3 separate regions of the Homo sapiens genome follow, and all the other regions are linked to region 1. The links are chromatin loops, found by intact Hi-C in ENCODE. Cell type or tissue: ascending aorta. All regions are shown on one strand.

What was found. A loop is a pair of places that touch in the nucleus more often than their neighbours do. Peaks named below come from ENCODE experiments on the same cell type or tissue, not always from the same donor. Only the 100,000 strongest peaks of a DNase experiment are listed, where the experiment ranks them.
Region 2: a loop joins it to region 1, with 5 times the contacts of the local background. A loop is called at or near these places in 1 of 110 quality-filtered maps.
Region 3: a loop joins it to region 1, with 6 times the contacts of the local background. A loop is called at or near these places in 1 of 110 quality-filtered maps.

The regions. Positions count from the first base shown.
Region 1 is chr3:154,056,491-154,064,490 of GRCh38, forward strand. All of the region lies in intron 2 of ARHGEF26-AS1 (ARHGEF26 antisense RNA 1), which reads right to left. Among named protein-coding and RNA genes, the nearest start is that of ARHGEF26-AS1, 61 kb to the right of the region's middle. In ascending aorta, no CTCF peak of the experiment used is centred here; a DNase peak (open chromatin) is centred at 4,261; H3K4me3 peaks cover 865 bases; H3K27ac peaks cover 2,561 bases.
Region 2 is chr3:154,240,806-154,248,805 of GRCh38, forward strand. All of the region lies in intron 12 of ARHGEF26 (Rho guanine nucleotide exchange factor 26), which reads left to right. LOC105374167 (a long non-coding RNA gene) reads right to left here. Exons shown (of 2, transcript XR_924597.4): 2 at 7,663-8,000. Among named protein-coding and RNA genes, the nearest start is that of DHX36, 80 kb to the right of the region's middle. In ascending aorta, no CTCF peak of the experiment used is centred here; DNase peaks (open chromatin) are centred at 2,160, 2,681, 2,819 and 4,086; H3K27ac peaks cover 4,818 bases.
Region 3 is chr3:154,176,151-154,184,150 of GRCh38, forward strand. All of the region lies in intron 6 of ARHGEF26 (Rho guanine nucleotide exchange factor 26), which reads left to right. Among named protein-coding and RNA genes, the nearest start is that of ARHGEF26, 59 kb to the left of the region's middle. In ascending aorta, no CTCF peak of the experiment used is centred here; no DNase peak of the experiment used is centred here; H3K4me3 peaks cover 1,940 bases; H3K27ac peaks cover 3,565 bases.

The DNA of each region.
Region 1 (8,000 bases):
TAACCTTACTTGTTCAAATTCCTTTGTTATGTATCTAACTTTTGGTATCTACATAACCTACATGATACTGGTTCTAAGAGGTTAAAGTAAACTCCTGAGGTTTTGCATACAGGAAAGGAAAGACGTTTAACAGACTTATACAAGAATTACCATGGTCCTACTGTTCCCGCCCAGTGGGGGACCTTTTTTAGTTCAGACTCAAACTGCAAATTACTTTCCCATCACAAAAATAAGTGAAATAAAGCCCCTCACATTGCAGCATGCATGTAGAATACAGAGGCAATACATAGAGTATTGAAAAAGAAGCCGAAGCTGCAATCCAGTAAACAAAAAGAGAATCCATTTCCAAGAGAATAAAATGGAATAAGCAGAAGGCATTAAACAGGAAGCACTGGATAGAAGCCACCTCCTTCAAAGACAATTGATAATGTCTCTATATTGACAATAAACTCAGAGCAATGATAGAATTTTTTAAAAACCCTTTTGTAATGGGTCATTAAGACAACGAATTAAGGATATAACTTTCCTAGCACAGATAGGCACAAGACAGGAGACATGTGCAGAACAACACAGACAACTCAAGAAAAGAAAACAGGTCAGAAATAAGTCTTTAGCTTATCGTGGTTAAATGATTCAATAATAACTTTAAAAAGAAGATGTGAACATTAATTTCTGGATTAGTTCATTATTCATGCCTTATTATGAACACCACAGAATACTTTTATATAGTTCTCATTTCAAAATATACGCTTAACAATTTCCAATTAATTTCTCCTATTGCTGCTAAATTTTTCAAGTTAAAAACTCTCCAATCTCCATATAGATAATTTATCAGTACTAAATGGACCCACTTAATTATTTTGACCAAGATATTGCTGCCCAGAGAATCAAATGAGTTAAGGAATTTATCATACACGTTGGGCTTTCGTGGTGAGGAATAGAGAACAGCAATACATTTCATGTTATTCAGGTGGAAGTGCAAGGTTCTTCCAATTGCACAGTAGACACTTGACCTCTGGCAACTAAGTGAATTCCAGTCTCCACAAAATGCTGATTCTGAAGCTTTTTTAAAAACCCTCTTTTAAGCCCATATTCATCTCCAGCTACTTTTCTTTGACTGACTTTTCCTCTATACAAAATGTTGGTAAGTTGCCAGATTGGAATAAGTTGAAGAGCCTGTGGGAGATGCAGAAAAAGATAAAGAGAGAGAACAGGCAAGTCTCACTAGACATTTTGTATGAAGGAGGGCATTAAGACCAATCTGCTATGCTACAATTTGACAGTGGCTACATTCTTTGCCTAAAGCCACACTAAGTGTCTCCTAAGACTCATCAATATACTTCCTTTTTTAATTTCATGTGCTCTTCAACTACTTATTCTGATATAGAAACTGTAGACTTTGGGAAAATGAAACTGCTGTCAAATCACAGCATAACAGGGAGGGAGGCAGGATCTTTCTCTTCTCTCATTGGCTTAACCCAGTATCAAGCCAGAAGCAAGGGAGCCCGGCTGATGTAATTCATAATATCTTATTCCCAGGGCACAGAGTAGCATGGAGAAGCATGGACAGACAAACAGAGAATAGCCATAATTCTCCCTCAGTTTTATCTTTAGTCCGACAACTCTCCTCAACGGTAATTTTATTTTCTTCTGTCTGATCACTAAATGTTGGAATGTCATAGTCATTCTTAGGCTCTCCTGTCTTTTCACTCCACACTATACACAGAAGAGATACTTCATACTTACGGTTGCAATTACCACCTACACACCAATGATCCACAAATGTGCAATTCCAATCCAGACCTCTCCCCTGAACTTGAGACCAAAATATCCAAGTGCCTCTTGGACGTCTCCTGTTCAATGTTCCAAACTCAACATGTTCACAACCACCTTCATAATCTTCCCCTCTAAATGGGACCCCCTTCCAGTGTTTCCCCTCCCTACAAATGACTGCACTAGTCAGAACATTCTGCAATCACAGAATCATCTTCTTCACATTTCATACGCAATACATTAGTAGGCACAATGGATCTGTCCTGAAAAATCTCTCAAACTGATCCACTACTGTTCATATCCACCACCACCAAGGCACAAGGACCTTCATCTGCACCAAGACTACTATTGCCCACCTCACTCCTACCACTACTCGAATCTGTTTTCAACTTAATAGACAAAGTAATCTTTAAAAATACTCATAAGTCTGGTCGTTTCACTGCCTTGCTCTAAAGCCTTCAGTCATTTTTTAGTCTCTGACGAGAACTTTATCATGATCTACAAGGCTTCCTCCAGATTCTCTCCCTCCTTATTCCTTCTCACTCTCTGTGCTCTTGTCATACTGCCATTAGTTCCTGAGAAAGGCTGAGCCTCTGCCTGCCAGAGGACATTGTGCATGGACCCCTTTGAATGAAATGCTCTGCTGTGGCCACCACCTTAATCCTTTGGCAACACAATTGCAACTCACACTCCAGATCTTAGCTCAGACAAGTTGTAATTTTTCTAGGAGAAAGCCTTCTTGCCCCCTCCTTTCAAGCTAATAGGCTCCCTCATAGCACTGTGCGCCTTTCCTTCATAGAACTTATTACCTCATTTGTCGGTTTTAGTTTTTGTGTTGTTGCTGTTGTTGTTGTTTTGGAGCCTGGGTCTCGCTCTGTCGCCCAGGCTGGAGTGCAGTGGTGTGATCACTACTTATTGCAGCCTTGAACTCCTGGGATCAATCAATCTTCCCACCTCAGCCTCCCAAATAGCTAGGACTACAGGAGCACACCACCATGTCTGGCGAATTTTTTGTATGTTTTGTGGAGACAGGGTTTCACCACATTGCCCAGGCTGGTCTCAAATTCCTGCGCTCAAGTGAACTGCCTGCCTTGGCCTCTCAAAGTGCTGGGATTACAGGTATGAGACACTGCACCCAGCTCACATTTCTAATTTTAAATTTGTTGGGGGGTGATTATTTGATTAGTGTTCCCTGTCCTCAGTAGACTGTAAGATCCATGTGAACAGGACCATGTCTACTTTGGCTTACAGTATTCACAGCACTGTGCCTAGCATATGGTATGTGATTGACAGATATATCTGCTAAATGGAGGTGGGAATAGATGACTGGATGAGTGAATAAATGAATGAATGGAAATAGTCAACGTTAATCCTGCACTTGGCAAGCACTGTCATTCCAGCTGGGAGGTCTTTGGTGTTGGCTAATAATACAAGAGACTGAGACATGAAATACAAAGTAAAAACTGAATTTTTAATTATTTCAAGATTTGTGTAAATAAGAAACTCTATTCAAGCAGTCCCTTGGGTGGGCCCTGCCTCAGGCATGCTGGGACCTCAGCACCCCAGGCCAGAAGGAAAGAGGAAGAGCCCAGGGCCTACAGCACACATCAGTGCAGGGCCCACTGTAAGGTGAGGAGCTCAGGAAAACAGTCCAAGATGCTTAGGTTAACACTTGGGCGCTCAGAGTTGACAGAAAGGTTAACACAGAGTTCAGTTCCTGTTAGAGCAGTCCTGCAGGGGTTTGCCATACCTGTCAGTGAGCTGTAAAGACTTTCCAATCAGATAATACACACGAGAGCCTAGAGAGAAGACGGAAAGGAAACTAGTCAAACTGGCTGTCTGATCAAACTGGCTGTCTTTACATGGGTGAGTGCTTTTGTCGCAGGGAAACCATTTGTGCATCTCAATGTTCCTCACGCGGATGCCAGCATTCTTTTTTTCACTTCCAAAATGTTTTCCAGCTCTCATGTAAATCTGGTCTATAATTCAGCAAAATTATTTTTAGGAAGATAACACACTGTTTCATCTTTGAGCCTAAAGTGAATAAAAGTTTTAAAAACTTGTTTTGGAAATAATATAATGACTTCTCTGTATCTGAATATACCATGTAACTATGGGTGAAAAACAAAACCTGCAGCTAACAACTATAATTTGTAAGGTTGCATTGTTAGCCTGAGGAGCTGCCAAGGATGTTTGGAACTAGGAATTTTTTAAACGCCGTGACAACTGGTATTCTTTAACATCAGATAAATTAATTTTATCTATCTACACAAAATTATCAAGTCTCAGACTCCCTGGCAAGTTGTATTTTGTTTGTTGTTTGTGAGACTTTTCAAGTTTTTATTCATTTTTTATGTCTATGGTACTCCTACCTTCATGTGACCATTTTCAGTTATTTGTAGAGCCTGACGGGACGCATACAGCATGCATACAGAGAGTGAAGGAAAGAAAGAACAGACCCAGGAAATGCCTTTCCTCAGAGGCATGATAATGCCAAGGCTCAGACTTGACTTTGCAGTTTTCCAAACTTGTCTCTGTTTCCATTAGCAACTGTGAAATACAACCAGCACAGTGTTTCACATTGAGACTGCTTTTGCCAGGAGGTTGCATAATTAGATTGAATGTGCTTAATCTCTCCTAGAGCTAAAACATGGAAAGATTTCATTTGATGAATTAGAAAAAAATAAACAGTGGAAAGTATTTAAAACAAGCATTTGTGGGTTTCTAACATCAATACATAATGTCTTTTCCTGGTTTGGTTTCAGAAGTTGCACATCAAAACTGCTATATCTAATGGTGAGGTTTGTAGAAAAAGTTGTTGCAGTTGCTTCTTACAATGGGAGCCAGAATTAAAAAACCATTGCACCATAATATCGCTCATTAGAGAATCAGGGGAAGAAAACAAAGCTATCTCATTCAGTAAATGACCTGTGATACTGAGGCATTATGTTTGGCCTGATGGGGGAGAAGTGAACCAAAGTCGTGCCTCTATGAGCTTGCAACTGATTAAGAAAAATTTTAGCGTTAAAAATAATACATAATGTAACTGTGACTATTTTACATGTCTTAAGATTGTCAAATTCCTTTGTGCTGACAAGGATTAGAGATTTCTCACAAAAAAATGTCAGTTGAGCTGAACCTTAAAAGAAATAAATAAATGCACAGAGGCAAGAAGCACAAATACCATCTAATTCCTGCTCTAGTCTAAAATTCCACTGCAACCATGATCAAAGTATCCACTTTGAAAACAACAAGTAGGTTTTCTGAGTGTTTTAAACTCTATTTATTTTTTATTTTCTATTAAGTTTAAATACCAGAACTGGTACTAACTCTAATCGCCTAAACTAATACATAGATTCCCATCCTTCAAGGTAACTAAAGAGATTGGTTTTGTTTTCTTTTAAATTTCACAGTCACATAGGTATAGTTTTTGTTTTTATTTGTTTTACCACAGGTAAGGATTAAATCAGGCTGAAATATGCTGGTTTTAAAAGCTTTACTTATCACACTTTCATCTGAAAATAGCTTCACCATCAAATACTTCCTCTTCCATATACCTAATGTGTAGTTACCTCCCACTAGATACCATTTCTGCCAAGAAGCTAAAAGGTCCTTACTCCCTTCAGACCTGTTCATCCCAACACAGTCTTTCCTAGACACACACACACACACACACACACACACACACTCACACACACATTGTGGGAAAAGGAATAAAACTCTGCCCCCAGATATCTCCTCATTTTCATGAAGCTATCCCCTGAAAGCCCATAGAATATTGCATTATGAAGAGTGACGGTGTGTTAACTTCACACATTCTGATAAGCTCAGACTTATAAAACCACCTCCTGATGACTGACTCCTCTCTCTCTGTGTATATATATATATACACAGAGACAGATATAGCTATAGAGTAGTTGCCCAATTTCTCTTGACTGCCTCAGACGTAGAGAACTCAGCATGTTCCACGTAAGCCTTTTTACAAGTACTAATTTCTTCAGTTAGCTATCATTCAACAAACAACAGTACCTGTCATAATTTCATACTTTTTAATTTTGAAATAAGATTATCTGGGGGTGGGACCTAAAGCATCAAGATTTTGACAGCTCCCAGACATAATATTCAACCAAGGAAGCTCCAAGAGAATGGGATTGTTGTAGGAGTTACTAAGAAATTATTTTAGGCAGATAGAGAGGAAAAGGGGTCCTTGGGAAGTTTTAATTTTTAAAGCATCCCCAGAAAAGTTTCTTGTAAAGCCCTGGCTCTTAGAACCAGGCCGGCAAACTTTGATATGCAAATGCAGGCCATTAGAAACTGGGTCCACCCAACATTGCAATTCCCGTGCCCTTCTTGCCCTTGCCCCACATGTGCCTGGAAGCATGGTCGCCCCCACATATCCCTGCGTGTGTGGAACATCATGGCGCCTTGAATTTGCATATTAAAAGGCTAGGCTGGGAGGGCCAGTTTTTTGTGGGCTACGTGAATGACATGCCTGGTCAAACCAATCCCCTGAGCCCTATGCAAATCAGACACCACCTCCTCCAGCCATGGAATACAGCTGGTTGATATTACCTGAAAGCAGGGTTCTGTCTGTCTCTTGACTTTGGAGCCTCCCTCCCTCTGTCTCTGCGCAGGGGAGCTGCTTCTTTCTTTCTTCCCCCTTCTTTCTTGCCTATTAAACTCCCTGCTCCTTAAAACTACTCCACGTGTGTCCGTGTTGGTTTTTCTAATTCGACTCGAGAGGAAGAACCTGGTGTTCCTCCACTCATTGGAGCTGTATCAGGATCATGTCTGTCACTCTGTCTTGTTTGTTTAGCGGTCGACCACTAGCCCGTGCGCAGTGCCTGGGCATGGGAGGCTCTTTTTAAAATGATTCATCAAATTGTCATTAATGAAACTAGTACATGGTTAATTAATAGAAATAGTTCATTGATTGAGGTGACAGAAAGAGAGTCTCAGTAGAGTGGGAACAATTATTTGAAAAGTCTCATAATTCTGATGACATAATCAACCTGCACTCTTCCACTGTCATAGCTGGGAATCACTAAATTGGACTACACAATGTTAGAACTGGAAGGGCCTTAGAGATGACTTGGTCATTGGCTTTCAGCTTGGAATCTGCCAAGCCCTCGAGTTTCTTAGTGGGACCTCAAGGGTGGGTAAGGTGGTGAGGGGAAGGCCAAGCCAGTGGGGACCCAGCTTCCATGTCATCTCTCCAACAGAGGAACTTTGCTTTTATTCCTTCATTCAGCAACTACTTGCTGAGTATATACATTTCACCAGGTTTATGGTTATGCTAAGGACACAGGAATGAGAAAAAAAATTGCCTTTCTTATAACTCACAATTGTACATGGTTTATTTGTTGAGTTCTACATAAGATTTCTTCTGAAAAAGAGCTCTTTGATAGCTAGATAGATAACGCAGATATGTAAACAAACTAAAGGCCTACTTCTTCACTTTATAGATAAACTGAGATTAAATGAATTACTGAATTAACGGTCAAAAACATGTCAGAACCAAGACCGAACTCTACTTCCTCTGTCACCAAGCCCAGTGGTCTATCCATATGACATTTCACATTATAGAAGTAGTGGTTTCATGAAAGAACTGAGACTACATACAAGAACAGATCCTTACCATCTCCCTCATGGAGTTTAGAGTTCCGTAAAAATGGAACTGCCAGTAGCTCGGTATATTGGTCAGCATAACTGGTTGCAAGTACCTAAAACACCAACTCAAACTGGATTGAACCATACAGAGAACTTATTGATTCATGTAACTGAAAAGTCCAAAAGGAGGTACAGTTTCAGAAGATTGATCCAATGGTTCATACAATGTGACTAGAACATAGTTGCTTCCTCTTGTTCCTCAGCAATATTTCCTTAGCAATGGCTCCATTCCCAACAGGCATTCTCCTTGAAGTCTCAAGAAGGTGTCCAGGCTACATGTTTTCAGTAGAAAAGAGAAAATCTGCTTACCAGAACTGGAATCCCAGAACATAATCTTATTGATCTGAATTCATCTGTACCTATCTGGGCTAATATGCTGATGGGCTTAAGGTGACTGAGAACTCTGAATCTGATTGTATCTGAATCTAACTGAGCAACCCAGTTAGCCAATGAGAATTCTAATGAGAAATCTAAACTTTTAAAGTTTATTAAACATTCAAACATGAACACTAAAACATAATAGTGCTAGTGTTTCCGGATGTGTTTTTCTTTGCTAT
Region 2 (8,000 bases), 180 kb after region 1:
GATGCACTGTGCTTTAGGTGATGTCTTTATTTTTATAGAGTGGTTTAAAAATCATTTTACTTTTTTCATTGACAAAAATATGATACACTATCCTTAAGGAATATGACTCAACTGGTATTTTGAGTCTAGGCCATAAGCCTTCTTAGGTAATGGAATTCAGGTCGTTTCTCAGTCACCTACCTTCAACCAGAGAGCAGAAAGCCCAATGATTTCTGTCAAAAGAGCTACCCAGTTTACGGAAATATACTGATAAATCCTCTTTCTAATCCAGAGTTTATGCACGACCAAAACAGGCGTCCTGTTGGTGCCTGCAGTTTCGCCAGCAGTTAGTGTGCACTTAGTTCTCACATTGGATGAGTGGCAGTGAGGGTTAACTTTCAAGTCCACCTTAGTGATTTTTTGGTCCACTTAAAGATGACTGACCAATGTTTTTGTTTAGAAACTGGAAACTTCCTCTTGCAATAATCATCATGGGCAGATATTATATTGGGTCAGAGAGTGGAACAGTGGAGGGAAAGGAGAAGTTCCCTAATTCTTTGTCCTCTCAGATTCCTGCCTCCAACTCCATGTCTGCCAGGGTTCCTAAATGGTGTGGTTAAAATGGATCAGCAGCTGATGAATAACAACCCTAAAATTGTAGCAAGATCTTAGAGAAAGTGATCCCAAAGAGGTATCTTCACCTTAAGACTGATTTTAACAGTGTTCCTAGATGATTAACGAGAATATTCAAGAAAAGTTATTGAAGGACACTTGCTAAAGCGCAGTAAGCTTCGCAGCCTTTATGCAAGGTCATCTTAACAGGCGTAAGGACCATTGCAGCAACGTCTCCAGTAGGGGAGAGAGATTGGGCTCAACTTCCAACACAGCATGGGCAAGTGGGAATTCATAGCCATAGGGCAGGATGGAGGTCAGTGGATGGAAACTTACTGAGAGGAAATATCAGAGATAAGGGCTATTCTGGCTAAACTAACCAAACAGGATTCTTGCTGAAGACAGGCCAGGGTAATTAGACATCATAACCTCTGGGATGATGGAGAATAATGAATCTTATCAGATATTGAGGATGGGGTAGGGGATATTCTTGCCAAATTGACTTAGTAGGGTTCTTTGCTAAAACTGGATTTTACGAAGAACTGTACAGATGAGCCTAGGAGAAGGTACAGAAATCTAACTGAAGTTTGGCCAAGCCAAGAATCTTTGTCAAGAGACATAAGAAAAATGTGAAAATTACAAGGCACCCACATAAAATGTCAAATTATTTCATATCTTTTGGCACTAGAAGTAGCATTTCACAGGCTAGAGAAAAAACCAAGGACAGGTTGGTGAAAGCTGTAGCATATTCCAAATGAGCTGGAGAGTTCACCAAGGTAATGAAAAAAGAAATATATTTCATAAGGCTACAGCTACCATAGACAGTGGTTCCTCTGATGGATCTGGGCAAAGTAAATTAAAAGCCTTCTGGAAAAGATTCACCATCGTAGATGTCATTAAAAACATTCATAATTTCATGGGAGGAGATCAACATATCAACATGAACAGGAGTTGGGAAAAGTTGATTCCAACTCTCATGGATGACTTTGAGGGGTTCAAGACTTCAGCGGAGGAAGCAACTGCAGATGCAATGGAAATAGCGAGAGAACTAGATTTAGAAATGGAGACTGAAGATGCAACTGAATTGCTGCAATCTCATAATAAAACTTGAACAAATGAGGAGTTGCTTCTTCAGGATGAGCAAAGAAAGTGAAGTTGCTGTGAGCATTGTGGAAATGACAACAAAGGATTTAGAATATTCCGTAAACTGAATTGATAAAGCAGTGGCAAAGTTTGAGACGATTGACTCCAATTTTGCAAGAAGTTCTGCAGAGGATAAAATACTATCAAACAGCATTGCATGCTATACAGAAATCTTTCATGAATGAAAGAGTCAATTGATGCAGCAAACTTCACTGTGGTCTTAAGAAACGGCCACAGCCACCCAAACCTTCAGCAACCATCACCCTAGTCAGCAGCCATCAAAAAAAAAAGGGAGCTTCATCTTCATGTGTTTGTTTACAAAACAAACAAATGCCTTTCTCTGAGATCCCAGAGTTCTTCCCCTAAAGGTGCTGAAAAGCGCTGATGGCATTCCAAGCATGCCCCTCTGTGTTTGCGGCTGTGGGGAGGTGAGCTTGGGTGGGCGTGTGCTTGCTGATCTGTGAGGTGACCAGCAAGTGACACACCCAAGACCAGGGTCAAGGGGAGGCATTACTTGAACTCCAAAAGTGGTTTAAACCTCTTGGCCAGTGAGGACAAACTAGACTTCCTTTGTGTGGGGAAACTTCTCCTCAAAACAGAATTTTTAGTATGCCTGTGCTTTGGATTTTATATGACTTTAAGGATGAGAATGACTTTAACACTTTGGAAATCAGTAATTTTCCAGTGTTCCAGAGAATTCTCAGAAACTAGAGACTTCCCTTTCCCCGTATAGTTAGTAATGGTGAAAGTGTTGCTGGTTTTGCCTTGTGTTTTCCTTTTCTTTGGTTTACAAGGATTGTTTGTTCTTTATTCAGGCCTTGCCAACATCTCAACAGAGATTTTCCTGACTGTCTCATTCATAATTTATGTAGTCTCCACCACTCATTTCTGAGATGATTCCAAGAGAGTAGGAGGTGAACTGACATGTCCAGCTTATTTCACGCCAAGGCTAGATCCTTTCCTGGGACATTCTGTAGCATTTGTTCCATCCTTTTGCCTTTTAATCTTGCCAAAGACTGAATGGTTGTTCGTTTCCTCAATCAGACATGTTCTCAGAATATTTAGTCATGTCACTTGGAAACCCATAGGTCTGACTCATATTTGTAGTTATTTAATTAATAGCAAGAGAACATTCCAGAAGGGGCATGGGACAGAGGTCTCCTTGGGTACAGAGGGAGTGACTCTCTCATTCTCTTTGCTCTCCCCACCCCCACCCTCAATTACAGTTGAGAAGTAAATAAATGGACATGCTTTCAAGACATAAAATAGTATTGGTGTTGAAAAAATATATTTAACAACTAAAGACGCACTTTCCTTAAAAATAAAAAAGACTATTAAAAAACCTGGCAAATTGTTACATGCCATGTTTGCAAATATGCAGGTTAGCTTTGGGCTACCGAGTTTTGAGCAATTAGAGTTTTGATATGCATAGAATGTGTTATTTTCTTCCAACATTTGTGAAATGCATCAATAAGTATATATTGTTTAGGTTTTCTTTCTTTTATGTCTTTTTGGTTAATATGGTTCATTGGCAATCTAGTTGAAAAAACAAGGTTTGCACTACCATTCTAGCCTTAAGTAATTGAAGAACTTAGAGTCAGGTATATAATTTCACTACTTACTCTTTGACCTGAAAAATAATGAATTTTACACCTAAATCTTTACTTTCTTTGAAAAACTGTTGTCACTAAAGGCCACCTGAGGATATACAACATGTAAAATCAGCAGTAGGAGGGGTGCAGCTGTTTGGCACAAGGACAATTCAACTTCATAAGACAGTGAAATTGTGGAAGAAAAATCAATGGCTTTGATTACGTAAAGAATGCAGAAATGCTCACCAAAAGGAGTTGGGGCAAACAGTGAGCATCTGGGATATGCCAGGCACTGAGCCAGCTATAGAACATGACGAAGGGACCCATGGGTGTTTCTAGAGGAGGACAGAATTTTGAGCTGAAGAAAGCATATAGGGAAGTGATCAGACATCTTGGTTTTCCCAGAATCAGTTGTTCAAGTTTGGGTCCGTTGTCCTGGTGAAATTATGAATGATACTCTTTTTGACTCTCAAAAGGTCCTCGTTTATACAATGAAATATATGGTGACCCTAATTATATATAATTATAATATTACATAAAACAAAATATTATCAATAACAAATTATAAATATATACACATATTTATAATTATATACATGGTCCAACTCTCTCATTTTCTTCCCCCATGTGAAGTGACTCACAAAGGCCATACAGGAAGTGAGTTATTGCCAAAGCTGGAACTAGAATCTGGCCTTCCTGACAGTCTAGCAGTCTTTCTAGTAACAAATTTTATTCTTTTTACGGAGAAGCTGCCAACCAGTAGGCTGTTCCACCCCCACTTTGCTGCTCAGTTTGGCTTGTTCTGGATTTGGAAGGAAACCTCCAGGAAGTCAGTCGCTATTAACTGTGAGAAACTACTAAAATATAGAATTTTTTAAGTCCAAAGACTTTATTATTTTTTATTTTATTTTATTAAGACAGAGTTTCACTCTGTCGCCGGGGCTGGAGTGCAGTGGCACGATCTCGGCTCACTGCAACCTCCCCTTCACGGGTTCAAGTGATTCTCCTGCCTCAGCCTCTCAAAGAGCTGGGATTACAGGTGCTTATCACCATGCTTGGCTAATTTTTTTATTGTTAGTAGAGACGGGGTTTCACCATGTTGGCCAGGCTGGTCTCAAAACTCCTGACCTCAAGTGATTTGCCTGCCTCAGCTTCCAAAAGTGCCAGGATTACAGGCGTGAGCCATTGTGCCCGGCCTCAATCCGTAGGCTTTAAAAAGGAAAAAAGATTGTGGAAACCTAGATGTTAAATTTAGGATATCATATGGGTTAGAATATTTTATGATAAAATGCTAAATAGATATTGCATCCCCAAAATTATTTTCCATGTTAAACTTCCTTTTTTGTTCCTTTGCCTGTGTTTTTCATACTTCCTGGAATGCCCTCTTCAGGCCTCCTCAGATGGCCAGATGGCTCCTCTTAGGGCCCATGTCAAGCCTTTCCTCTGCTGAGGAGCCTCTCAGTACTGCACACTGCAGTCTCATCTTGAGAATGCCCAGTGCTCGCTGTGTGTGCCACTCATTAGTTCACTTTTCCCCTCATGTTTTCTGTCTCACCCACCCTCCACTGTATGACTCCAAACTCCCAGCCTCCTGCTACATCCTTCCTTTCCTTTACAGAACTTCTCAAGAGAGTGGCCTTCATTTCTCCAGATTAATTCAGTGGATTTTTGTCAGGCACCTACTTCCCATCAAGTGTTATTCTCAGTGCTGGGATGTAGCAGTGAACCATACGGAGATCAGATCTCTGCTCTTAGGCTTATATCCAAGTGAAGAACCGATCCCCTTGGGCTTCCTGCTCTTAGGAAGGGTGACTTTGGATGGAAGGGAGCTTTGGCCAGTCTGCCTGGGCAAATGGTCTGCAATGAGCTAGGATGATGGGAAAGTATTTCTTCATGATCCAGTTAAAAATAAAGGATCATTTCAGGTAGTGGTAAGTGCAGTGAAGACCCTAAAGCTGGTGATGTGATCCGGAGTGAGTGCTAATTGGGGGGTGGTGAGGATAGGTACTCTAACTTAGGTGGTGCAGAAAGACCTCTCTTAAGAGGTGATATTTGAGCCTTGAGTGAAAAGGAGGAGTCAACCCTTAGGAAAATGCAGAGTCAGAATGTTTCAGCCAAAGGGAACAGCAGGTGCAAAACCTCTAAGGAAACGAATTTAGTGTTCTCAAACTTGGCTTGAACATGGAGAATGTGGCTGGAGCAGAATAAACCAGGGAGAGGGGTGGCAGTCAATGGGCAACAAAGTCCAGTTTGTCTTCAGAGCTACCCCAGTGCTGTCTGTGGGCCATCAGTCCTCAAGTAGTTACCAGCCTGGTATGTAGGAAGCAGTTTGACATTTCTGAGGCATCAAAACTTGTGATTATTTTAACAATTAATTTATTTTTACTGTATTTCTAAAAATGCTTGGTCTGCAATGGATTCAAGGGGTGGAGACTGGTTCTCTACCAGAGATATCTCGAGAAACACTGATTTAGAACCACATAAGCCATAGCAGGAAGTTCCAGGAACAACAGGGGCCCTGGGGACAGAAGTTTCAGTGGGGCAAACAATAAGAACCCTAACCCTAATCCTGTTGGAGTAGTCGAGGGGAGTCCCGATGTTGGCTTGGACCGTGATATGTAGGAGGAGATAGAAATGTTATATTTTGGAGACAAAAACAACAGGACCAACTGATGGATTGGATGAGTTGAGGTGGCAGTAAGTGGAAGAGAGGAATCGATGATATTTAGATTTTTGGCGTGAGCTGCTGGCGTGAGCTGCTAGCTTGAGTTGTTTCTTAATCAAGGTAGGGGTACGTGCAGTGAGTTGTTAGCTAGTTGAGTTGTTTCTTAATCAACCTTGGCGTGACTTCTTCCTCTGGCACCCTGTTGAGGCCTCTCCATCAGATTAACAGGCTTCCTAGTTTCACACCCAGCAGTCCAATCTTCCTTTCTTTACCTCTAGTATCATTTAGTTTTATTGACCATCCAGCTCTTTCATGCTAACCCTTTTTTTGAGATTATGTTTTTCTCAGCCTCTTATCTATGCTCTTAGTTTGCCTCTCACACCTATGACCATTCCTCTTCTCTGTCTCTTCAGAAATGCAGCCTGTCCAAAACCAAACATCAACACTGCCCGTGGCTTTCCCCGACACACACATTTCTGTAAATGGTACTATTGACACTCTTTTGCGTTATCCAGTCTGGAGACTTGGTGCTGTTTTTGATGCTTCTGTGTCAGAACAGATCCATCACCTGCCAGTTCTTCCTGTGTAAAAGTCTATTTCATCTTTCCCCATCTTTCCATTCCACTGCCTCCTTCCTAGGTCAACCACATGGCTTTTGAACTACCCCAATGGCCTCCTAGCCATTCTCCTCTCCCATCAATACAGTAGTTTTATCACTAATCCCTAAGCTCAGCTCTAGTTTTGTCCTTTCCTTGCTTTGTACATAGCGAGTAGGTTCCCAATAAATATTTTTGGGATTGACCCATAATTATTATAACTAGCTTTTCTCTATCTGAGACAAGGTAGAAGAGTAACCAGGTGTGGAGAAAAACTGCTTCCTGTCTCTATTTACTGCCCTTTTTGTTACTGCTGGAGCAGGTTTTTCCCAAATTTTACTTGTTTTTCAATTTTTTGCTATTAAGGATTCAGTCAAATGTTTTTTAGGATGTACGTCGAAGTCATGTATACTGTGTTATATCTGTTTGTCCATGACAGGCCCTAAGTCATGGTATCGTCAATGAGACAATACTCTGTGAAAAATACAGAAGTCTACCCTTTATAAAAGGACAAAGGAAGAATGTTTTACCACTGTCATTCTTTTTTCCCTCTGGGCCTTTCAAGAGGAATGTGGGAGCCAGAGAGCCCCCTTTGTCTGCCTTCATTAAAATGAAGCACAGACAGCTGCAGCTGGCACACACAACAGGCTGTGGCAAGTGGAGTCCTTGGCTTCCTGCATTTGCAGTAAAATTTAGATGTCATTTGGGTGTAGTGTATACCGTCATGAAACATCTAGGACATGTTCAGTGATGAACACAAACTTTCCTCACTCATTATATGTCAGTTATAGGATATGATGACCTTAGCCCATAATCAAATATCCTTCTCAAAATTTCTCCCTCACAGAGCTAGAAGCATAATGAATGTGGTTGGTGCTGTCAACCATCCAGACACCAATTCCTGGGCCTCCTGATAAAGGGGCATTGTTTGCAGGGAGTCTTTGAGCTTTTCCTGCTTCTGTTAATGATTTAATTAACAACAGGAAGTACATGGAATGGAATAAAATTGTAAATAGTATCTCTGACATAGTCATATACTTCATCCTTTTAGAAAAATCACAACATAAAGACAGTATACATGGAAACATTTTATTTATTGTAGGGTATAGCATTTTTTTCCTTGTTAAATCTAAATTCTAAGTCCAGTCATAATCTTACATTTATCTAGTGCCTGTCAAAGGATCTGATCTTAATGTGGTCCTCATCACCAACCCCAATAGGACAAGAGGTCTTTTATCAGCAGGAAAACATCATTGACCCGCTTCAGGTTAACTGAAGGACTCTGGACCAGATTTTTTAGGTCTGAGCTAATGTAATATGATAAACAAGAAATAATTGATTTAACTATATAGCATGTGACAAAAATCTAAATTTTAGAACTCTTAGTGGGCTAGGGATATTATTTTGCTTCAG
Region 3 (8,000 bases), 120 kb after region 1:
ACCCTGTGAAAGGATCACAGTGCAGCCTTCCCCTGAGTAAATGACAAATAGGCAGTTTCTTTAGTATTTTTCACATTCCTGCACCTGGCTGGGAGCCAGCTCTGCTTTTGTGGCAGAAAGTGAGGCTGGAGAGAATGTTTGGGAGCCAATCTTTGGTAGGGAAGTGACAAAATGCAAGGGTATATGTATATGGGCCAAAGTTAAGATAAACTTTTTTTTGGTAGTTTTCACTGTAATTATTAAGAGGCAATTAAAAAAAAGAGGTAACACTAGAAAATGACAAACTCCCAGAAGGTGTGATTACTTACAAATCAGCTGCTCTGGGTCCTGGTGAGTGACATAGTCCTGGTGATCAGTGTCAGCATCCTTCACAAGCAATGAAAGGAGAGTTCGCAATGACGCTGCTTCACAGGATGTAGATGGGTCCAGGCATTTAGGCTGGCTGAGAGGCATAAAGTGGCTGAGATTTGGTTGGGAAGAACCAAGATGAGGCGTGCCTCTGTGTGCTTTACGTAGACGGTGTTGTATGGTTAGAAGCCAGTAGTTAGAAATTCGGTTTGAAAAGCCGGGTCTGATGTTTCAGAGAAAAAGGGTAATGCGGCCAGAGACGTTTTTAGAAGCAGATTTTGGTAGATTCTTTTTACCTTTTAAAAAAATACATATATATATCTTTTTATGAGATGAGGTTTTCCTACATTGCCCAGGCTAGTCTCGAACTCCTGGGCTTAAACAATCCTCTTGCCTCAGTCTCCTGAATAGCTAAAATTATAGGCATACACCTCTGTGCCTGGCTTGGTAGAGTCTCTAAAAGGGGATTGATGCAAGAATAAAAGGGAGAAGAGTAAATACCATAAAAAGCCCATTGCAGAAGGTGTGTGTTTCAAAGCCAGGGTAGAGAAATAAGTAAGGGATGCATGTATAAAACAGAACAACATTGGTGAAATGTGACTGTTTATGGTTTACAAATTACTGATTGGCAGCAGGAAACATAGATTTAAGAATATACATGCTACAGAAATTTCCCTAAAGAAGTAACGTATTTTATAATTCTAAATTTACTGTTATTAAAGTTAGAGGCTGCCAGCAGCTTGGTTATGGTCAAATGCCAGGTAAGATTTTGGGATATGAAACATTTGACCCTTCTGAACTAAGTTCACATGCATTGGACCTCTCCGAAAGCCTTGTAAGAGGGTATAAAAGCAAACTTCCCTTAGCTTCCTACAAGTGAAACCATTATTTCCTCTTACCAGGGTACCTTGCATGGTGATTAGGCAGAAGGATAAGAGTTGTGATGTGTTAAAGGCTGTGCAGGACTGGCTTTAGTGTGGACATAACTGTCTCTAATTCCCTGGTGTGACTGGGGTGGGGGACATGTTGGCTGAATTCCCTCTCACTGACCCTACAAATACAAAGATGCTTAACATTCCACATCTCTCAGCCATTTGGATCTATAGAGTGGTTTCGGATTGTGTTCCATCAGGCCTGGAATTCCCTGAAGGCACTTTAGGGTCTGCCAATTTGGGTGTCAGGGAAGCAAATAACTGGGCCCTGGGCCTCCTGACCCTGCTACAAGCAGAACAGCTCTCTTTTATTGTGGAAGTCTTGGGACTTTTCATAAGATTCACTTGAAAAGGGATGAAACACATACAAAATCCACTATCTGGGGAAGCAGGAAAAGAGAGCATTCTGTATGTGAACAAAACTAGCTGATACAAGCCCCGGCCCTCCATCCATTTCTCTAGCTGCTGCACTTATTAAAAGGGCTTTATTGGCCAGGTACAGTGGCTCACACCTGTAACAATCCCAGCACTTTGGGAGGCCGAGGCAGGCAGATCACGAGATGTGGAGTTCGAGACCAGCCTGGCCAACCTGGTGAACCCCTGTCTCTCCTAAGAATACAAAAATTAGCCTGGCATGGTGGTGGGCGCCTGTAATCCCAGCTACTCGGGAGGCTGAGGCAAGAGAATCGCTTGAACCCGGGAGGTGGAGGTTGCAGTGAGCTGAGACCATGCCACTGCACTCCAGCCTGGTTGATAGAGTGAGACTCCATCTTAAAAAACAATAAATAAATAAATAAAAATAAAAGCTTTATTGAGATCACAATTCATATGCCATACAAATAACCCATTAAAATTGTATAATTTAGTGATTTTTAGTATAGTCATAGATTGTGCAACCATCACCAGAGTTTTACGATTTCATCACCTCAAAAAGAAATGCCCTACCCATTAGCGCTCACTCCGCATTTCCCCCCACACTTCCCCAGCTCTAGGCTGCCACCAGTCTACTTTCTGTTTCTATAGATTTGACTGTTCTGGAGATTTCATATGAATAGAAAATATAAAATGTGGTCTTTGATGACTGCTTTCTTTTACCTAGCATAAAGTTTTCAAGGTTTATCCATATTGTAATGTGTAAGTAAGTACCTTTCATTGCTGAATAATATGTTATTGTGTGAATATACCACATTTTATTTATCCATTCATTAATTGATGGATATTGGGTTCTTTTTTATTTTAAATTATGCTGCTATGAACATTTGTGTTGAAGTTTTTGTGCTTTCGATTTTTATTTCCCTCGGGTATATACTTAGGAGTGGAATTGAAGGGTCATATGGAAACTATGTTTAACATTTTGAAGAACTGCCGGCCTCTTCTTAAGTGGATATGTGTAGACTTGCAGCTGGCCTCTTTACCACCTTTGCACCTCAGTTCAGCTTTTTCCAGCCCTACACCCTGCCCTTCACCCTGCTCCCTCCAGGGTTACTTTCCTAAAATACCAGAAACCCTAGTGGTTCTCTTGTTACTTTGAAACAAATTGAAACTCTCTAATAGGGCATTTCGAGTTCTACATGGTCTAGGCCCAGGCTATGTTTATAATTTCATTTAATAGTAATTTCCAAGTTCTTGCGTAGATGTTTCATTATACAAGCACTAGATGTTTCATTATACAAGTCAGTGATTATTGAACTTCCTTTTAGTTATGGACCCCTTTGAAAATCATCCAATAGCCATACGTTTCTTGCTTCCTCAAAAAAAAATATGCATGTATAATTGTACTGACAACAACAAACCTGGCATGCAAGTTCAGAGAGTTTGTGATTGCTCTGGCACCATTAGCAAACCATGAAGTTCACCAACACATTGGCTGGGCACAATCTGAGTGTTCTTTGTTCAAACTACTCTCTCACCTCTCTTCTCCCTTTTCTCCTTCCTGCTGATTGCCTAATGAGAAGCTTTCTTGCTTTTTAGAGTATCTTTCAGAGAATCTGCTGGAAAGGAAGGTGGTTTGGCTCCTTTTTCCACCATTGCTGCTCCACAGTTGTGTGTGCAGTCCTGCAGCAGGGCCTTGAGGGAATTGAACAGAGAGGGCTAGCCTCTCTGAGAACTAGATGGTGAGTGCCATGAAGACAGAGACTTTTGTTGGAATTGTCCTGGGCTGTGTATTTTATGTGTCTAGAATAGAGCCTGGCACATAGTAGGCATTCACTAAGTAGTCACTGAAAGAATGGGTAGGGAAGGGAATTGAATCTGGAACCATCAGCTTTCTGGGATGGATGAAGCTATATATAGTAGGGCCCATGAGTTACAAGGGACCCGTATGCAGATACTGGATGTTGGTTACTGGGAATGGAACAAGAGGTTAGAAGAGAGTTTCTAAGACAGATTAAGAGGATGTATTAGTTTTCTATTGCTGCTATAACAAATTACAACAAACTTAGTGGTTTAAAACAACACAAATTTATTCTTTTTCAATTCTGAAGGTGGGAAGTCTGAAATCAATTTCACTGGGCTAAAGTCATGGTGTCACTAGGCTGTTTCCTTCTGGAGGCTGTAGGGGAGAATCCGTTTTCTTGCCTTTTTCAGCTTCTAGAAGTCACTTTTGTATCGTGGCTTATGAATTTTTCTGTCTTCAAAGCCTACTGTGTACCATCTTCTCTGATTTCTACTTCTCTTCTGACTCTTATCCTCCTGCCTCCCTCTCTTATAAGGACCTCTGTGATTACTTTAAGCCCACCTGGATAATCCAGGATGATTTTCCCATCTCAGTATCATTAATTACTTCTATAAAATCACTTTTACCATGTAAGATAACATATTCACAGGACATGGACATTTTTGAGATGATGGACATTAATAATGGACATGTACATGGCCATCATTTAGCCTGCCACAGGGGGCTCTAAAAATAAACATGGCGCCCTTTGTGTTTTTGCCAAGTGTGTCTGTTCCTTGCTCAGGGCTTCTTAATTGTGACATGACTTCTTCCTCACAATGATTACGCTAAGGCCAAGGACAGTGTTTGCATGTAAAGAAATGTTCCACCACTTCTCAGTTGCTGAGAACTGTTAGTTTTCCCTGGTTCATTTCTCTCCCACATGTAACTCACTGGGGAGGTACCAACACAAAGGACTTAAAAAGGTCTGTGCTGCATCCTCCTCTAATTTTGTCATTGGTAAGTACCTACTAAAACAGTAGCTATCAGAATGGGAATGAGAACTACCAGAGCATTTTTGTTTAGAACTCTTTTTTCCCCTCACATCCCAAACCACTTTTAATTTCTTATCCTCTTATTATCAATCCAGAGATAAAATTTCAGAAGAAAAGGCTAAAATAGAATATGAGAAGACATATAGTCTGCTGAAAAGGAAGTCTCTTGAGACCTTTACCAGATCAGGATGTAGGTAGGATATTTTCTGATTGAGAAGCAACTGTCCTATATTTGTGTCGAATCAACACATTTCCTATCACTGTTAGTCTCTGGTGAAGGATTCATCGATGAGCTTCATCTTCCTCAGCACTGATTTTGATGTATTGTTAATGGCTGCCTGGAGTGCAAACTCTGCATGTAGGCAGAGTGCCAGACAGTTACTGATGCCTGCCATGGGTTAGTGGCGGTGCGCTTGCCATGCTTTTATTCTCCCTGATCCAGTATGTCAAAAGAAACTGACTTCAACCTTCAGTGTCAATGTGACCACCAAAAAAATTCCAAATAAAGCAGCCCCAAATCTTACTTACCGGCAGCAGAATATAAATTCATTTTGGTAGAGTACAGAATGTTCTGTATTAGGAAAGTATTTCCAGCAGCACATACTTCGCTGCCACTTATCTGGAATATTTCTTTGTTTAGGGAAGATATTTTATTATATAACAACAACTTAGACATGTGAAATCTGCCTGGTATGTTACAAGTCTCCAGCCTAAGTGAATATGACCTTCTCTGGTAGGATACTGCAGCCATTTAGATTGACAGCTCATTTAAGTGAGGGAGACGTCCAAGAATGATTTCAGTTTGCTTTAGGCAGATGGATATTAATGAAGAAAAAGTACCTTGAAAGGATGCCATTCTGAGGAGGGCACCGGACAGCGGCATTGATTATAACCAGAGCTCCTTTTTTTCTGTGTTTCCAGAGCTAGAGTGCTGAGTGCTGCGCTGCTTAGTCTCTCTGTCATCCTTCTGAATTGGATAGGGGAGGGGCTGGTCTGGCAGGTTTTTCAGAAAATGCAGCTGGCATTGAAGAAACTCAGATTGGACTGGGTCTCTCTTTAGTAATCCTAATTGAAGAATTGTAAAGACTTGTGCTGGGAGTTTGTGTCTTCATTGGTGGCCCTTCCTGTACCTAGCACAGTTCTGGGAAGCCAACTTGTGGTCAATTAAATATATGTTGACTTATCAGTGATAAAAGCAAGGTAGAGACTGACCCAATTTGTGGGCATTACTTTCTTAGTAAAATAATAATAGAACGAAATTCTTTTACATGTTTCACCTTTATCATTTTTTATTTAAAACAATAAATTTCATTTGTTTATGTATTCACTGATCAAATATTTGACTGTCTCCTATATTCCAGGTACTATGGCCAAGTCTGGGTGGGTGGGTGGTTGGGTGTGTGTGTGTGTATATATACACACACAATATATATATACACACACACTATATATATATATAAATATAGTAGTGAACACAACAGACATGGCCCCATCCTCTAAACCTTGCTAAGAGAGACAAAAGTAAACAAAAATTATAAAAGAATTAATTGCCATCATAGTAGGTACACTGAAGAAAATATATGGGGATTTATGAAGTCATAGAACAAGAGAACTTAGCCTATCCCAGCAGGTTCAGGGAAAGCTTCCTGGAATAGATGAAATTTAATCTGATGCATGAAGGATGAGTGGGATTCATGAGGGAAAAAGGGGAGCGAGAATAGGAGGGCCAAAATGAATAACCCCCAGAGGGCTTCACAGGGCACCTGTAAACCAATATTTGATCACACTGTGTCAACCAGGACCAGAGCACATTGCTGGCTGTGATTTTCCTGATTATCTTTCTTGGAGGCTGAACCTGATATGGTTGCTGACCCTTCTGTTGTCTGCACATTTTGTCATGGCGTGGATCTTACTGTGAACATCTGCACTACGTTGATTTGTGTAATTTATTTGCTGAGACCATTCAACATTAATCTTGGAAAATGATCTTTTTCTTTGCAGTTCCAGCTGCTACTCTTCTTGCTGGATGTCTTAGTTGAGGGTTGGCCAGTAGTAACAGGTGGGCAAGATCAGCTCACCGCTGAGAGCTGAGGCAGCAGGTGTTTTGGTTCAAGCACAGGGTCTGGCTCTGGTTTCAAATGAAGTTGTGACTTAAGCACTCTTTGCCTTGGTTTTCTTATCTATAAAATGGGTATAATGACCATCTCATAAAGCAGGCTTGCTGTTGGTTTTGTTTTTTCCTCAAAAATGTAGTGCCACATTTAAGATCATCACATAATAAAGCAACCACAAAAGACCTAAAAAAAATCCCTGCAGTTTTAAAAAACGTTAGAAGAAAGGTTACTAGACCATAAGCAAGCTCCACATCAGGCTCTTTTTTCAAACATGGGTTTTAGCTGAATCATCTTGAACCTCCTGGGAGGTGGACCTTATATGTTTGGTAGGACCATTATCTGCACAGCTGAGGAGCTCACCTTGGCAGACTACAATCATTTAAAGCACTCATTTGAAGTATGGGTGTGATTTTGCTTGTGATGGTGAGTTAACAGCCAAACAGGGCTAACTTGTGTTTCTGGTTAGGAGGGAATGTTTCTAGGCAGCTTTTCCTGGTCCACAGAAGGTTTCTCTTTAGTGGTGAGATTGGAAATGCTTTACAGGGAAAAAAAAGATAAAGGTTGTGTAACATGATTGGTTATAAAACATGAACATCTTGGTAATACTACAAAGAGGAAATAAGTGGAAGTATTATCCCCGAAAAAAATTCATAGAACTTAAATACGTATTTCCATTAAAAAGTTGTCCTCCTCGTAAGCCAAATTATTTCATTCAAGTTTCATCCAGGGAACCAGAATACTTTTACTTTTGCTTCAGATTTGATTTGATTCACCGGCATTCTTGGTTCCCGAAATCATACCTCATTTTTTAGAAATACTTTCTTGATCTTTTTGTAGCTAACTCACTTAGTAAAGTATGCAAATTTTCCAAAATAACTAATAGATCATTTAACATAGAAAGCTTTAAATTATGTCTTAATTATGTCAATGTAAAAATAAAAGGTGGGTGGTTTGGTTTATATTGAAGTAAGTAGCATAAACAGAAATTTAATTAGTACCTTATTTTTAATATCGTACTTTGGCAAACCTTTCACAGTGATAAATGAAATTTTCCTTTTCATTGGGAAAAGCCAAGTTACTGTTGTTTTTGGTTATATAGTTGCATTCCTTCAGGCTGGTAACAGTGTAAGCTAAAGACAAATTGTAAGAGCTACTTGCCTCAAGATATTTATATCCTAGAATTATAACGGCCTTATGGTTTCTTCTTTTTTCAATTTTCTTTCTTTTTTTTTTTTTGAGACGGAGTCTCGCTCTGTCGCCCAGGCTAGAGTGCAGTGGCGCAATCTCGGCTCACTGCAAGCTCCACCTCCTGGGTTCACGCCATTCTCCTGCCGCAGCCTCCCGAGTAGCTGGGACTACAGGCGTCTGCCACCACCCCCGGCTAATTTTTTGTATT